Regions from separate parts of the Homo sapiens genome. Here all the other regions are linked to region 1. Evidence: read pairs that join two places in POLR2A ChIA-PET (ENCODE). Cell type or tissue: MCF 10A. All regions are shown on one strand. Links, peaks and the distances in the headings refer to the core of each region. The heading gives the core; the rest is flanking DNA.

The links. ChIA-PET counts read pairs that join two places held together with the same protein. Peaks named below come from ENCODE experiments on the same cell type or tissue, not always from the same donor. Only the 100,000 strongest peaks of a DNase experiment are listed, where the experiment ranks them.
Region 2: POLR2A ChIA-PET joins it to region 1 with 6 read pairs; 2 of 35 experiments call an interaction of 5 or more read pairs at or near these places.
Region 3: POLR2A ChIA-PET joins it to region 1 with 6 read pairs; 2 of 35 experiments call an interaction of 5 or more read pairs at or near these places.

Annotation. Positions count from the first base shown.
Region 1 is chr1:227,055,654-227,060,901 of GRCh38, reverse strand. All of the region lies in intron 21 of CDC42BPA (CDC42 binding protein kinase alpha), which reads left to right. Among named protein-coding and RNA genes, the nearest start is that of COQ8A, 120 kb to the right of the region's middle. In MCF 10A, for the core only: no CTCF peak of the experiment used is centred there; a DNase peak (open chromatin) is centred at 2,251.
Region 2 is chr1:227,132,202-227,137,449 of GRCh38, reverse strand. The region is part of intron 10 of CDC42BPA (CDC42 binding protein kinase alpha); the gene reads left to right. Among named protein-coding and RNA genes, the nearest start is that of CDC42BPA, 180 kb to the left of the region's middle. In MCF 10A, for the core only: no CTCF peak of the experiment used is centred there; no DNase peak of the experiment used is centred there.
Region 3 is chr1:227,110,394-227,115,641 of GRCh38, reverse strand. CDC42BPA (CDC42 binding protein kinase alpha) reads left to right here. Exons shown (of 37, transcript NM_001394014.1): 13 at 2,729-2,971; 14 at 3,220-3,330. Among named protein-coding and RNA genes, the nearest start is that of COQ8A, 170 kb to the right of the region's middle. In MCF 10A, for the core only: no CTCF peak of the experiment used is centred there; no DNase peak of the experiment used is centred there.

The DNA.
Region 1 (5,248 bases), core at 1,087-3,586:
AAAAATACAAAAATTAGCCGGGCATGGTGGCGCGCACTTGTAATCACAGCTACTCGGGAGTCTGAGGGAGGAGAATCACTTGAACCTGGGAGGTAGAGGTTGCAGTGAGCCGAGATCGCACCACTGCATCCACCTGGGTGACAGAGCAAGACTCTGTCTCAAAAAAAAAAAAAAAAAAAAAAAAGTACCTATTTACTTACCTGCCAGAGTTATTGTAACACTAATACTGAATTTTTGGTAGTGTTTCTCATTCTTGAACTTTTCCTTTTTTCTTAAATCTTCTATAACTCCTGTAGACCTAGTCTATAAGTTCCCTCCTCTAGGTCCCCAAGAAAATCTTCTCTGTCCCTCCTCTAGGTTCCCATACAAACCTTGTACATATCTCAGTGATAGCATTTGTCACATTGTTGCTGGCATGATGTCTTCTCTACCAGTCTGTGAACTTCCATGTCTTGTTTATCTTTCAATCCCTTGCAAAGTCGGCTTAGTATCCAACGTATTGTGAGCTCACAACAAATGTTAGGTTGCACTGAATGTTAGAAATTGCCGAAGTAGATATGGTTCATATTAGTGAAGCTCTACTGCTGGAGCATCACAAAAATATTTTGATTGGGAGGCCAAGGTGGGTGGATCACGAGGTCAGGAGATCGAGACCATCCTGGCTAACATGGTGAAACCCCGTCTCTATTAAAAATACAAAAAATTAGCCGGGCGTGGTGGTGGGCACCTGTAATCCCAGCTACTCAGGAGGCTGAGGTAGGAGAATGGCATGAACCCAGGAGGTGGAGCTTGCAGTGAGCCAAGATTGCGCCACTGCACTCCAGCCTGGGCGACAGAGCGAGACTCCCGTCTCAAAAAAAAAAAAAAAAAACAAAAAAAAACTTTTTGAGATAATTGTTCCTTTTTTCCTAATTACTTAATTCTTTAATGTTAGAAAGGTGAAAGTCCCTCTTTTGACTATGGCTGAAGTTGAGTCAGGATGGAGTATTGTTCAAATAACTTTTAATTTTAATTTATTATCATTAATTCTGAAATCCTAACTTAGCCCTTGTCATTTAAAAGAATCATTTTTGAAAAGAGTAAAAATTTACTAGGTAAATGTCTAACGCCAGGCTAGTTCATTATTTTATTGAATGTTTGCCAGCACTAAATCAGAAATATCTAGATCCTTTTTGTTCTCATTTGTTCCAGTCTGCTACTGCCAACCTTTCCAGAAAAGAAATTGTCTATCACTTGATGAAGGCTTATTTTGTGGGTCACTGTACATGGGCCAGTGAAAAGTTTGTCAACCTTAGACGTAGTCCAAACAACTGTTTCTTTACCATCCTATCCTCCAGTTTTTCCTAAAAATACATGTACATTCAACCTATCCAAAACTGTGGCTTTATATGTATGTTTATATACTTTGTCTGTTAATACAATAGTAGTCCTTGAGAGTCTTATGTGTGTAAATATTTGTAACATGTCCTATTCTCCTTTCTCTGTTGAAGCGCTCTCCATCCTGTACTCCAGCTAGCAAAGGCAGACGTGTAAGAGACTTTTGCACTTTATGTACCCATCCTGAGGCCTTTTACCCCTCTCTCATCCTTTTGCCTGTGATTGCGGAACCTGTTAATGTTTTTGTGGTATATTATTACATCTATTGCATGCTTTGTGCTGCTGCTCCTGCTGTTGCTGTGCTGCTTTTATGTTTTTGTTTATGTTTTTTTTTTGGCTTTGGCCGCAAAGCTTTAGGAATGTTCATATAAATCACTATAACCAAACTACTAAAATGATATCTTTTTTAGTTTGATCAAGGGGAAAAGTGATCCTAAAGTATGCCTTCTAAGTAGTCAAAGTACATGAGCTCCTAAGAATCTTTTGTAAGCAAGTATGTAGATTGTTTCTTAGAGATTTTAATTATGTAGAAAGAAAACTTGATCATTCATGTTGTACAACATTCAAAAATGATTTGGAACAAATTATACATCTTATTGACTATAATTTATGTAAATCAGTTCTAGAGAAATCTTGTTTTTTTTTTTTTAATGTAGTTCAGAGGAATCTCCCAAACTAATTATCTAGATCTGAGGAAATAATGTTAATAATAAAGCCTTTCTATTCTAAGATAATTCCAAGATTTAAAAAATATCAGTAACATTATTTATATATGTATTATTAACAAACTGTAAATATCTTCCTATACTAATCCTAGCTCTGTGTTTCTCAACTTGAAATGAGTCAGCCACTACCTCTGTGCTACAAGATTCTGACATGCCCAGAGATGGAATTTTTCTAAACCAGCCACATCCCAACACTAGTCATAAACACACATACATACTCCCTATTTGAAAAGCGACAGGGTAGCTGACAGTGTTGGGATTTTCATATACTATGTAAAATAGTAACATTCAAAAGGAAAGTCAGTGATGGATACAAATTCGTAATGTTCACCAGTCATCTCCGTGGAGACTGATCAACACTTTACATTCCGAATTCTTAGACTCGGAAAGTTCTAGATGAGGGAATTCTGTGGTTTGTGGTAGGCATGGGAAGCAGTAGGGGTGGCCTGCTGCTTCCTGTGGTCCTGTCTTTCTGGTATGTTGGAGGGTTGGTTGTAAAATAAACATGAATAACTCTAATATAGCATATATAATATTTTCGGATTACAGCTTAATAATGAATAAGCATTTCAGATACCTGTACTATGGCCAGTAGAACTGCATTCAAGTGATATCTCATTAATTATTGTGTTTATGAAAGATTACTAGTTCAACTGATTGCTTGATTATTTTGAAACTTGTAGAGACTTAAAACCATTAGATATTTGGATTTATCAAATGAATCTGAATATATGTTGATTACATTACATAACCTCTAGAAGGGAAAACCAATATGTTGTGTGCCCAGTTATATTAGGGTCAAATCACCAGCCCGTGAATTGACTAAATTTTTAACTACTTGCTGTTTTTTCAATAAGGTTATAATTTAGGATTTGTTTCTCTCATTTTATTATGGATTAATTATGTCTCACTTGCCTTGCAGACTTTCTGGGGCCTTGGACACCTAGAACATTTTTTGTGAATCTTGAAATAAGAAAAAAATTTTGGAGGGAAATAGCTGTTATAAGGTCTCTCCTTAATTCTATGTCTTTATTCTATGAGATATGAATAAACTATAATTAACCATAATCTATTGACTTATTATTACATATGATTATTTTAAACGTAGATATAATAGGCTTGGTTATCTGCTTTCCTGGCCTCCTTCAATTTTTCTTTGGTTAAGTATCTCACAAAAAAAGTCAGCCACTGAAAAGTAATAGTGCCTGTGAAGATGCTTGAAGAATTACAAATTACTCAGCTGTTAAATAGAAGCATCTCAGTGGTATAGTGTAGAACCTCAGTGTTCCCTGGGACATCAGTGTATTTCAGTAGGACACATGCAGTTACCATTCTTAACAATGGCCTCTGTTGTAACAGTAGCATAAGATTTTATGTTATATACCATGTTTTTAGACAAGAAAATATGCAGTATTTTAATAAATTTAAAATTAACTATGAAATGTCATATGAATGAGGTAGTATTACAAAATAATGTTTCTTGCATTCTTGTTTCTAGTATGCTATTAAACCTCATTTACAGTTTGAATGATTTTCTTTATAAATAGTATTAAGTATAGTAGAAGAAAAAGTTTTTATTGATAGTATTGTTAATGTCCAAATACAAATGATGAGAGAGATTTCCACAGTGCTTTCATTAATAGTGAGAAACACTGAATGTATTATTTCAGATTGTTCATTTAGAGTTTGGAGCAGAGATTTTATAGCCCACGTATGGCTTAACTTTCTCTTATGTTTTCTTAGAATATGTGTAAATTCTCCAGACTAGATATTCCAATCAGTATATTGAAAATAACTTGAGAATAAATTTTCTTAAAGGGAAACAAGGTGCATTATGTATAACTAGTAAGCTTACCCTTACTGGTCACAACCTTTAGTCATTTGTTAGGATTTGTTCTAGCGCAATAAAATGTATTTACTGTTTTCCAAATGATATAGTACTTCTGTAATACTGTTTTTGTATCATAAGTTCAATTAACAGAAATAAATATATCACTAAAAGATTTGAGTTTATACTTGTTCTCAATACAAAATATTAAATTACCTTCTACTTTGTTTTCAAAATACTTCTAGCTAGAGGATAAAGAAAATTGATAGAAACTGGATTTTGGCCAGGCATGGTAGCTCACGCCTGTAATCCCAGCACTTTGGGAGGCCAAGGCGGGAGAATCGCTTGAGCCCAGGGTTTGAGACCATCCTGGGCAACATAGGGAGACCCTGCCTCTACAAAAAAATTTTTTAAAAATTAGCCAGGCATAGTGGCACATGCCTGTGTTCACAGCTACTCTAGAGGCTGAGGTAGGAGGATCAGTTCGGCTCAAGAATTCAAGGCTGTAGTGACCCGTGATTGTGCCACTGCCCTACATCCCAGGGCAAGAGAGAAAGACCTTGTCTCAAAAAAAAAAAAGAAAAGAAAAGAAAAGAAACTGGGACTTTTTAACTTACAGTTTATGTTTACCAATAACAAACAACTTGTTAGATGCAAGCTAGTTTTTAGTAGGTTGACCATATATAATCCATATCACATCTTGGTGTTTTTTACTTTGAAGCAAGGTTTCTTATGAGAGGGGTTGTTACTTGTGCAAATCTGTAATTATTTAGGCAGTAGAAAAGGCCTGTTGATACATATTCAAGATGAGTGGTTTTAGTTATTTTTATTATTTATAGGAAAACCATGCTGTCCATAATTTGAGGAATTCTTGATAAGTGGGTCATCTAAAAACCAGTTCTGTGATCCTGGGCGGCGGGGGGACCTTTTTAAATGTACTACTGTAAAAATACATTTGAGGATCTTTTAGTAGAAAAATCCTAACAGCTTCAGGGACCATTATGAACATTTTGCATTAAAATGTTTTGCAGTATGGACAGTACCACTAATATTCAGCTTTTCCTCTTTTTTTTTTTAACAGAGCATTAAGTAAAATGATACTGAAATATAGTAGATGTTTCTAATGACTGTTCGTCAGAGTAACACCTTAAAGTATGTTTACTTAGGAAAAGAAAATTAGCTAACAAAAAAAAATTGCATTTACTTAAAGATATTTCTTATATTGAATTTATAATATCTCTGCTACTTATGTATGTTTATTAGCTTTTGCTGCATTATTATACTTAATGCTATAGTATTTTAGCACATAAAAAATGAC
Region 2 (5,248 bases), core at 1,343-3,842, 76 kb before region 1:
AAAGAGTTTTCTAAAGTGACTATACCAATATATAGTTCTACTAATAATGTATGAGTTCTACTGTCTTCAACTCCTCACCAGAACTTATCGTCCGCGTTTTTCACTTGTAGCCATTCTGGTAGAAGTATAGTGATGTTCTGCCATGATTTTAATTTGCATTTCCCTGATGAATAATGAGGTTGAATATCTTTTCATGTATTTACTATCCATTTGGATATCTAGTCTTGTGAAGTTTTGGTTCGAGGTTCTTGCCCATTTTTCTATTAGGTCTTTATATATCTTTTTCTTAATAATTTGTATGTTACTACTTCACAAACAACGTAGAAACCTTTAGACAACTCCTTGTATGACTGTTGTTACATAGTTTACTTTAATCTGTGTTATAAATCTTTTAATACACTTTTACTCCATTGTTGCTTTATGTTTTCTTTACTCATTAATTTTAAGTATCTTTTTATTTACCCATATATTTACCCGTTTGGTGCTTTTTATTTCTCCCTAGTGATCCATGTTTCTATCTGGAATCATTTTTCTTTAGCCTAAAAAACTTCCTTTATTGTTTTCTTGTAATGTGAATGTGTTGTGACAAATTCTTGATAGGATTTTGTTGATCTGAAAATGTCTTTATTTTTACCTTCATTTTTGAAGAATACTTGTGCTGGGTTAGAATTCTAGCTTGGCAGCTTTTTCTTTCAGAGCTCTACTGTATTATTTCATTGTTTTCTATAATAACTTCCATAATATTTCTTGAGAAGCCAGCTGTTAATCTTAAGCTCTTGAATGTAATGTGTATGTTTTCCCTTCTGGCTGCTTTCAGTATTATGTCCTTAACTTCAATTTCAAATAGTTGGACTGTGATTCACGTACGTGTCGCTTTCTTTATGTGAACAGAAAATCCTGGTTGAGATTCATTGAGCTTTTGCAATTTTCTTTGATGTCTTTTATCAGTTTTGCAAAATTCTAAGCCATAATCTCTGTAGATATTATTTTGCCTCATGCACTTTCTCCTCTCCTTCTGGGACTGTAATTGTGTATATGTTAGATGGTATCTCACATTTCCTTTATGCTCTGTTCTGTTCCTTCCGTTCTTTCTGTTTTTTGTGTGCTTCATTAAGATATTTTCTATTGATCTGCCTTCAGGTTCACTAGTTCTGGCTTCTGCTTTATCCATTTTGCTGTTAAGTCCATCTAATTAGTCTTAATTTCAGATATTGTCTTTTTTAGTTAAGGATTATTCATTTGATTCTCTCAGTTTCAGTTTTCTGTTGAAATTTCCCCATATTTTTATGTATTTTTTTCTCTGTTTTCTTTAACATTTTAATATTTTGAGGTCCTTATCTGTTACTTTCAACAACTGAATCTTCTGCGAGCCTGCCTTTCTGTTTTTTTCTTTCATTTGTCATGCTTTTCTGCTTTTCCAAATGTCTCATGTGAAAGATGTCATGAATAAAAATAACACAGAGAAGGAAGTTTATATTATTTTTGCCCCAGAGAGGTTTCTCCCTTTTCATTCCATCAAGAATTGAGCTTGGACAAGACTAAATTGCTTTTTTTTTTTTTTTTTTTTTTTTTTTTTTTTTTTTTTTTTTTTTTTGGGAGACAGAGTCTCGCTCTGTCGCCCAGGCTGGAGTGCAGTGGTGTGATCTCGGTTCACTGCAACCTCCGCCTCCCAGGTTCAAGCAATTCTCCTGCCTCAGCCTCCTGAGTAACTGGGACTACAGGCACGTGCCACCATGCCTGGCTAATTTTTTGTATTTTTAGTAGAGACAAGGTTTCACCATGTAAGCCAGGATAGTCTCGATCTCCTGACCTCGTGATCCGCCCGTCTCAGCCTCCCTAAGTGCTGGGATTACAGGCAAGAGCCACTGTGCCTGCCCCTAAATTGCATTTTTAATTAGACTCAACCCTACCTTTGATTTCAAATGCCCAGAATCGGGAGCTGGATAGAGCCTAGTTGGGCCTCTTTCTCCTTCACTTCCTAAACTATGGGAGATTTATTCTGTTCTTCAGCCTTCTGCCCTATACCATTTCCAAATTTGGTGTCTTGATGAAGAGACTGGCCATGTATTTGAAGCAGATTCTCTTCCTCAAGCAGCTCTTTGTCTCTGAAATAATTCTGTACTATCGGAGATTTCTGTCTGACTTTTCAAAGCTCCCTAACTTCCCATGCAGCCCCCAAGTACATCAATTAAAATATACCATGGGAATAAAAGCACCATATGCTTAGGGACTTTGAGATTTCCAAATTGTTGCACCATCCCCACACATCCTCCAGAAGCTTCAGTGGTTTTTCTTTCCAGCATGTTATCTCTCAATTTAAAGGCCAGGCTTGACCTAAGTACACTCACAGAAATGGATAAGGCTTCCAGGTAAGAAGCAGTTGTAATAGCCTCTTCACCTCAGAATGCCTCACTTCCCTGGCTCACTTTCCCAACTCCAACTGAAAAAGCAAAGAGAACTAAGTAAAATAAACCAAAGATGTTTTTAAAAATAAGATTTTCTCAAATTATGTATTGAATTTTTACTTTCTACGGCAGGAGAAACAAAGCAGTGACCTGTTGCTTCCTAGTCCATCCCCTTATGACTAAGAATTTCCTATGTTTTGGGTTTTTTTTAAATGTTTTGAATTCTTTAATTTGTTCTTGGTATTTTTACATGTGTAGTATCGTTTGCACAGAGCAAAGTGAACAAAAATGTAAGATCATTGCCTTTTGGTATGAATACTTGTTTCATAGCAGTGACATAGATTAACATTTAAACTGATTCATTCATTTATTAGCTGTTTATTGAGTATCAAACAGCCCAGGAGCTGTACTGCCCATGACCAGGAATGTAATAAAAAGCAGATAAAGGCAAAAATACCTCCCCTTGTTATGTTTGCATTCTGTTTTGAGGAGACAGACAATAAATCACATACAAAGTAGGGTCATCCACTGAGAGTTAGGAAGGTAGAGGAGATATTAGATATTTGACAAGAAAAAGAGAAAATGTGAAATGGTCAGTATGGAGACGAAAAGAGTAAATGAGCTAGGGAAATAGTTTAGGATCGCCAGATATTTCCAAGTTATTTAAGTTCAGTAATCATGAGTTTTAAATGACTGTGTATTTTTTTCAGCCATTTTCAGCTACTTGGGTAAAATCATACAGTAGGAGGAGAGTAGAAATTATCCAAGATAGAGGGCCTTCTAGAATAAGTACAATGGAGGAGAGAAGGGTAAAGAAATTGAAGGTATTTGCAAAACAGTGATGGACCAAAGAATCTAACCAGGGTAAGTAAGAAAGTAAAGAGGAAAAAAATGGAAAATGTTAGGAACACATTGATTGGCATTTCTGGTTGGAATGAAAAATTGTTGAAGTGGTCCCTAGAGTAGTAAGCTGTACAGATGAGAGAGATGATTTTGGAGGCCATGCAGTTATTGATAATGACAAAGTGTATAGTTGAATTTCTTTTTTATTTATTTATTTATTTATTTATTCATTTATTTTTTTATTGATCATTCTTGGGTGTTTCTCGCAGAGGGGGATTGGGCAGGGTCATAGGACAATAGTGGAGGGAATGTCAGCAGATAAACAAGTGAACAAAGGTCTCTGGTTTTCCTAGGCAGAGGACCCTGCGGCCTTCCGCAGTGTTTGTGTCCCTGGGTACTTAAGATTAGGGAGTGGTGATGACTCTCAACGAGCATGCTGCCTTCAAGCATCTGTTTAACAAAGCACATCTTGCACCGCCCTTAATCCATTTAACCCTGAGTGGACACAGCACATGTTTCAGAGAGCACAGGGTTGGGGGTAAGGTCACAGATCAATAGGATCCCAAGGCAGAAGAATTTTTCTTAGTACAGAACAAAATGAAAAGTCTCCCATGTCTACTTCTCTCTGCACAGACACGGCAACCATCCGATTTCTCAATCTTTTCCCCACCCTTCCCCCCTTTCTATTCCACAAAACCGCCATTGTCATCATGGCCCGTTCTCAATGAGCTGTTGGGTACACCTCCCAGATGGGGTCGTGGCCGGGCAGAGGGGCTCCTCACTTCCCAGTAGGGGCGGCCGGGCAGAAGCGCCCCTCACCTCCCGGATGGGGCAGCTGGCCAGGCGGGGGGCTGTCCGCCCCCACCTCCTCCCGGACTGGGCGGCTGGCCGGGCAGAGGGGCTCCTCACTTCCCAGTAGGGGCGGCCGGGCAGAGGCGCCCCTCACCTCCCAGACGGGGCAGCTGGCCGGGCGGGGGGCTGACCCCCCCACCTCCCTCCCAGACGGGGCAGCCGGCCAGGCAGAGGGGTTCCTCAGTTCCCAGTAGGGGTGGCCGGGCAGAGGTGCCCCTCGCCTCCCGGACAGGGCGGCTGGCCGGGCGGGGGGCTGACCCCCCCACCTCCCTCCCGGACGGGGCGGCTGGCCTGGTGGGGGCTGACCCCCACCTCCCTCCCGGACGGGGTGGCTGCCGGGCGGAGATGCTCCTCACTTCCCAGACGGGGTGGCTGCCGGACGGCGGGGCTCCTCACTTCTCAGACAGGGCGGCTGCCGGGCGGAGGGGCTCCTCACCTCTCAGTCGGGGCGGTTGCCAGGCAGAGGGTCTCCTCACTTCTCAGACGGGGCGGCCGGGCAGAGACGCTCCTCACCTCCCAGACGGGGTTGCGGCCGGGCAGAGGCGCTCCTCACATCCCAGACGGGGCGGCGGGGCAGAGGCGCTCTCCACATCCCAGACGATGGGCGGGCGGGCAGAGACGCTCCTCACTTCCTAGATGGGATGGTGGTGGGGAAGAGGCGCTCCTCACTTCCTAGATGGGATGGCGGCCGGGCAGAGACGATCCTCACTTTCCAGACTGGGCAGCCAGGCAGAGGGGCTCCTCACATCCCAGACGATGGGCGGCCAGGCAGAGACGCTCCTCACTTCCCAGACGGGGTGGCAGCCAGGCAGAGGCTGCAATCTCGGCTCTTTGGGAGGCCAAGGCAGGCGGCTGGGAGGTAGATGTTGTAGCGAGCCGAGATCACGCCACTGCACTCCAGCCTGGGCACCATTGAGCACTGAGTGAACGAGACTCCGTCTGCAATCCCGGCACCTCGGGAGGCCGAGGCTGGCGGATCACTCGCGGTTAGGAGCTGGAGACCAGCCCGGCCAACACAGCGAAACCCCGTCTCCACCAAAAAAATACGAAAACCAGTCAGGTGTGGCGGCGCGCCTGAGGCACTCGGCAGGCTGAGGCAGGAGAATCAGGCAGGGAGGTTGCAGTGAGCCGAGATGGTAGCAGTACTC
Region 3 (5,248 bases), core at 1,343-3,842, 54 kb before region 1:
AGCCTGTTCCATTTTTAAAACATTCAATGTGTGTTCTTGAAAATAGTTCGTGTTCCAATTTAGAGAGCAAGCTTCTGTGTATGAAGCTTTTCAGATCGTCTTTATATTCACTATTTTTTTTTTTTTGCCTACCTGGTTTATCTATTAATGACTAAGAAATTAAAATTTTTCATTATAGTGATGTTTACCAATTTTTCTCTGAAGTTCTAACAGTTTCTTTTTAATGATTTTGAGACTCTCTTATAGAAGGCACAAAAGTTTAGGATAATATTTCTTCTTAGTGTATTGAATTTTATCATTATGTAGTGATATTCCTTATCCTTAGTAATACTTTTTCTACTGAAGTCAAGATTTCATTTCTTAATCCAGTATAATAGATGGCCTTTAACTGGTTACTAATGTATATGGATGTGTTTCTACTATCTTTTTTTCTGTTTGTCATGATTTTTGCATGCTGCTTTTTATTTCCTTTCTTCCCTTCTCAAAAGTTTTTAACTGTGGTAAAATACGTATAACATAAAATTACCATCTAAACAATTTTCAAGTGCACAGTTAAGTAATGTTAAGTGTATTTACATTCTTGTGCAGCAGTCTCCAGAACTCTTTTTGTTTGCAAAATCATTTCTTCTTCACTGAAATTTGTTGTTGTTGTTGTTGACATTTTAGTTTACTCTCTAGTCTTTTGGTGGTTACTCTTGGCTTCTACCATGTGTATTAACCAAGTTTAAGTTTAAGTTAAATATCCTAAAACTATTTCCCACAAACAATTTAAAGACGTTTAATTTTACAGATTGAGTATCCCTTATCTGAAATGCTTGGGACCAGCATTTGGATTTTGGAATATTTGCATTATACCAATTGAGTATTTCTAACCTGAAAATCCAAAATCTGAAATGCTCCAGTGAGCATTTCCTTTGAACATCATGTTGGCACTCAAAATGTTTTGGATTTTGAAACATTTCAGATTTCAAATTTTTTGGATTATTCAAGCTGTATTACCTCTTTACAGCTTTATGTGTTGTTATTGGCCAGTATTTTAGCTGTTATCTTTTGTTTACTGTACAAAGTTAACATTTTTATAGTATAATCTTATATACACATTTGTTTACATTCACATTCATGTTAACCATTTTATTAGCTCTTCATTTCTCTTGCATTAGATCTCTAAAATCTTTTTTTTTTTTTTCCTGAAATAAAGCTTTACTGGTTCCTTTAGTGCAGATCTGATTATGGTAAGCTCTGTCAGTTTTGTTTATATGAAGCCTCAGACTTGAAAAGTAATTTTTGGGGTATATAATTTTAATTATCTTCTCATATCTTTGAAAATATTTTACCCTGTTTCTGTTGCTGTTGTTACTTCTTCAGTGTCTGTTCTTAGTCTAATTTTCCTCCTCCCCGCCTTATTTGAGGATGGGGAATAGGTGATTTGTCTTTCTTTCCCTCTGATTTCTTTACGGTCTTTTATTTCTCTTTGGTATTACCCAGCGTCATTTTTTGAACACTTCTGGTTTGGGTTTTCTAAATTTTTTCTTGATTCATAAATGTAGAGCTTCCTGTGGTGATGGATGCATGTCTTTAATTTTAACATTTATATTTTTTCACTTCTTTTCTTTTCTTTTTTTTTGAGTTGGAGTCTCACTGTATTGCCCAAGCTAGAGTGCAATGGAGTGATCTCAGCTCCCTGCAGCCTCAGCCTCCCAGGCTCAAGTCATCTTCCCACCTTAGTAGCTACGACTATAGGTGCATACCACCATACCTGGCCTTTTTTTTTTTTTTTACATTGTTATTTTTTGTAGAGATAAGGTCTCACAATGTCGCCTAGGCTGATCTTGAACTCCTTGGCTCAAGCAATCCTCCTGCCTCAGCCTCCCAAAGTGCTGGGATTATAGATGAGAGCAACTGTGCCTGGCCTTATGTTTTCTATTTCTAAATGTTCCATACAGTTCTTCTATAAATCTGCTTGGTCATTTTTAATAGCCTTTTGTCATTTTTTTGTTTTTATTATTTCATCCTTTATTCCTTGAAATATTTCATATGTAGCAATTTTGTGTTGATATCTAATGATTTTAATACCAAGATACCTTTGATGTTTATTTTTATTGTTTTTGTTGTTTGATTGTGGTGCTTTGTTCTTTGAGTATTTTGGAATCTGTGGTTGTGAGCTCATTCTTGTTTGTTCTTAATATGTGAAAAATTCAGATTTCATTGCACTTCTTTCCCCCAAAGAAAATTTGCATTTCCTTTTGCTGGGAGGCAGGTAGTGGTACTGCCCTGAGTCCACTTTAGCTCTCCTCTAAGTTTCTCATTTTAATTAGGGAGTCTCCGGTTTAGTTTCTATCTCCTTGCTTCTGGCTTGAGGCGTAGCCTCCATGTCAAGGGCAACACTTGTTTTTTATGAAAACAACCTCACACATATTTATTAAATTTCACAAATATTTATTTTGACCATCATATCGTTTATTCCTAAACTTTTTCCTCATTTGTGGAAACTAAGGTACTATAAGGTTAAATCAGCAGCTCCTGTGCATTTACTGTATTAGCATAAGGAATTGAGACTATATCAGGACACCATGCCGTTAATATCTGTTCAGAAGTAGTTTATTTCTTTTAATTTGTCCTAAGGTGAATAATTTTGGCTCTTCTTGACTTAATGATAGCTATTCTGATGGCCAAATTTGGTCTCTAGGTTGCAGAATTGGTAACTTATATTCTTTTTACAAAACTGTAGGAACTAGTCCAGGCTAGTGAGCGATTAAAAAACCAATCCAAAGAGCTGAAAGACGCACACTGTCAGAGGAAACTGGCCATGCAGGAATTCATGGAGATCAATGAGCGGCTAACAGAATTGCACACCCAAAAACAGAAACTTGCTCGCCATGTCCGAGATAAGGAAGAAGAGGTGGACCTGGTGATGCAAAAAGTTGAAAGCTTAAGGCAAGAACTGCGCAGAACAGAAAGAGCCAAAAAAGAGGTTAGTAGTCAGGCAAATTTTGTAGTGCCCATGGGATAGTGATTAAAGCTGCTTTTTGAGACTAGTAATATAATATATAATTTTTAAAATATTTCTAAAGTTATTTTTATAGTTCATTAATATTATTTAATATGGATTTAAACATTTGAATTATCTTCCTGTTACAAGGTAAATTCTCATTGGGATAAATGTTTTGTTTGGAAAAAAATTATAACCGTGAAATCTGCATTTTTCATTCTGTTTTAAAGCTGGAAGTTCATACAGAAGCTCTAGCTGCTGAAGCATCTAAAGACAGGAAGCTACGTGAACAGAGTGAGCACTATTCTAAGCAACTGGAAAATGAATTGGAGGGACTGAAGGTATCTTTTGACTTCACATTTATGAAGCTTAATTGATTTTCTTCTCTTTAGGCTTGTTAGGAGTGTTAGCTTGTATACTGTATTCGGTGTGCAGTGAAAACTAGCCTTTCTTCAAACCTACTATTCATAATTCTCGTTCTTACCAGTAGGAAGCTAATACAGATTTCTTAATTATGCTGAAGAAAATGGAGGACTATGTTTAGTGGGAAATATGAATCTATCAGGAGGGAGTTAGAATGTTTATGCAGACCTACACAAGATGTACTGGTAATCTGCATGGGAGTCATGGTTAGATATCCAGACCCTCTATATATCTCATAAATGACTCAGGAGAAGCTCAGGGGTAGCTTTGCAGACACTTGTGTCTGTTAGGATAAGATGATAATGGGCATAGTCTAAAACATCTCAGCAGAAGGTGCTTTGCAAGGGAAATTCTTGAGCCGTTCTGGAGTTAGACTACCTATTCTTAACTTCTTGCTTTCACCAGTTACTTGCTGTGTAACATGTAACATTGGACAGAACATTATGGGGCCGGGCACAGTGGCTCACGCCTGTAATCCCAACACTTTGGGAGGCCGGGATGGGCAGATCACTTGAGGTCAGGAGTTCGAGACCAGCCTGACCAACATGGCGAAACCCCATCTCTACTAAAAATACAAAATTAGCCAGGCATGGTGCGCACGCCTGTAATCCCAGCTACTGAGGAGGCTGAGGCAGGAGAATTGCTTGAACCCGGGAGGTGGAGGTTGCAGTGAGCCTAGATCGCACTATTGCACTCCAGCCTGGGCAAGAGCGAAACTCCGTCTTAAACAAAACAAAACAACATTTAACCTCATTATACTTTAATTTTCTCCTCTATAAAACTATTTCATGTCACGAGTACATACATACATTTGTAAGCTGACACATTATAAGTGTTCAGTAACTGTTAGTATAATAGTATTATGTATATTACAGTGAGTGAATTAAGATCAAATTGACGTGATATTTTTACCATACTAAGTAATAGTCTGAGTGTGGTATCTGCCTTTTATCTTTTTTGACTGGAAACTTTTTCCATCCTGTTTTCTCTGCTATATCTGTCAGCCCCCATTTCACCTACTTCTTTTAGGACCATGCTTAGTCTAGTGTCTAATTATCCATAACATGTAAGAATCATACTCCTTAAAATCTACATACTCCTGTACTGCTTCTTGGAATTCTGTTAATACCTGTAGCTTAGCTCTTATTGTAATTATTTATTTGCAAATCTGTATATTTCCAACTAAACTGTGACCTAGCTTATTGAAAACACAGACAGTTATATTGTTAATTTGGCCCTGGCAAAGGACCAGATATTGAATACTTGTTTAATAAACCTGTTAAGTTAATGAATGAATCATGTGGTAGAATTGGTCAGAGCTTACTTTGTCTGACAATTGAATTTCAGTGGTTGCAAGTCAAATTCCTTTGCTGTAAATAGAAATATAAACTCTTGATTTTATTCTTGTTTTTGTTTTGGGAGTTTTAGTTCATCATGAATTCATAGTCCTGGTTAGCTTTACGAAGTAGAGATGTGTCTTCTATATACCTCTAGAGCAGGATTAGTATGTAGAAGTAATTACATCACCATCCCAGATACTTTTCAGTCAGGGCCTGCTTTGTTTCCAGCACTATTCTGGGTGCTTTGGATGATAAGAATAATAAAGTACAAACTGGAAGAAATCTTAGGCATTATTTTTATTTGAGAAAATTGAGGGTCAGAAGAGTTAAATATTTTAGAGTCATAAGTGATAGAGTACAATGTAAACCCAGGTTTTCTAACTTTCATTCACATGATTTATCTAATGGTTTGCTTTTTATTTTTTTCTACAATAAACATTACTTCATTGGAGACTCTGTATCATGTTTACCTACTTGCCAAACACATCTCTGTGTC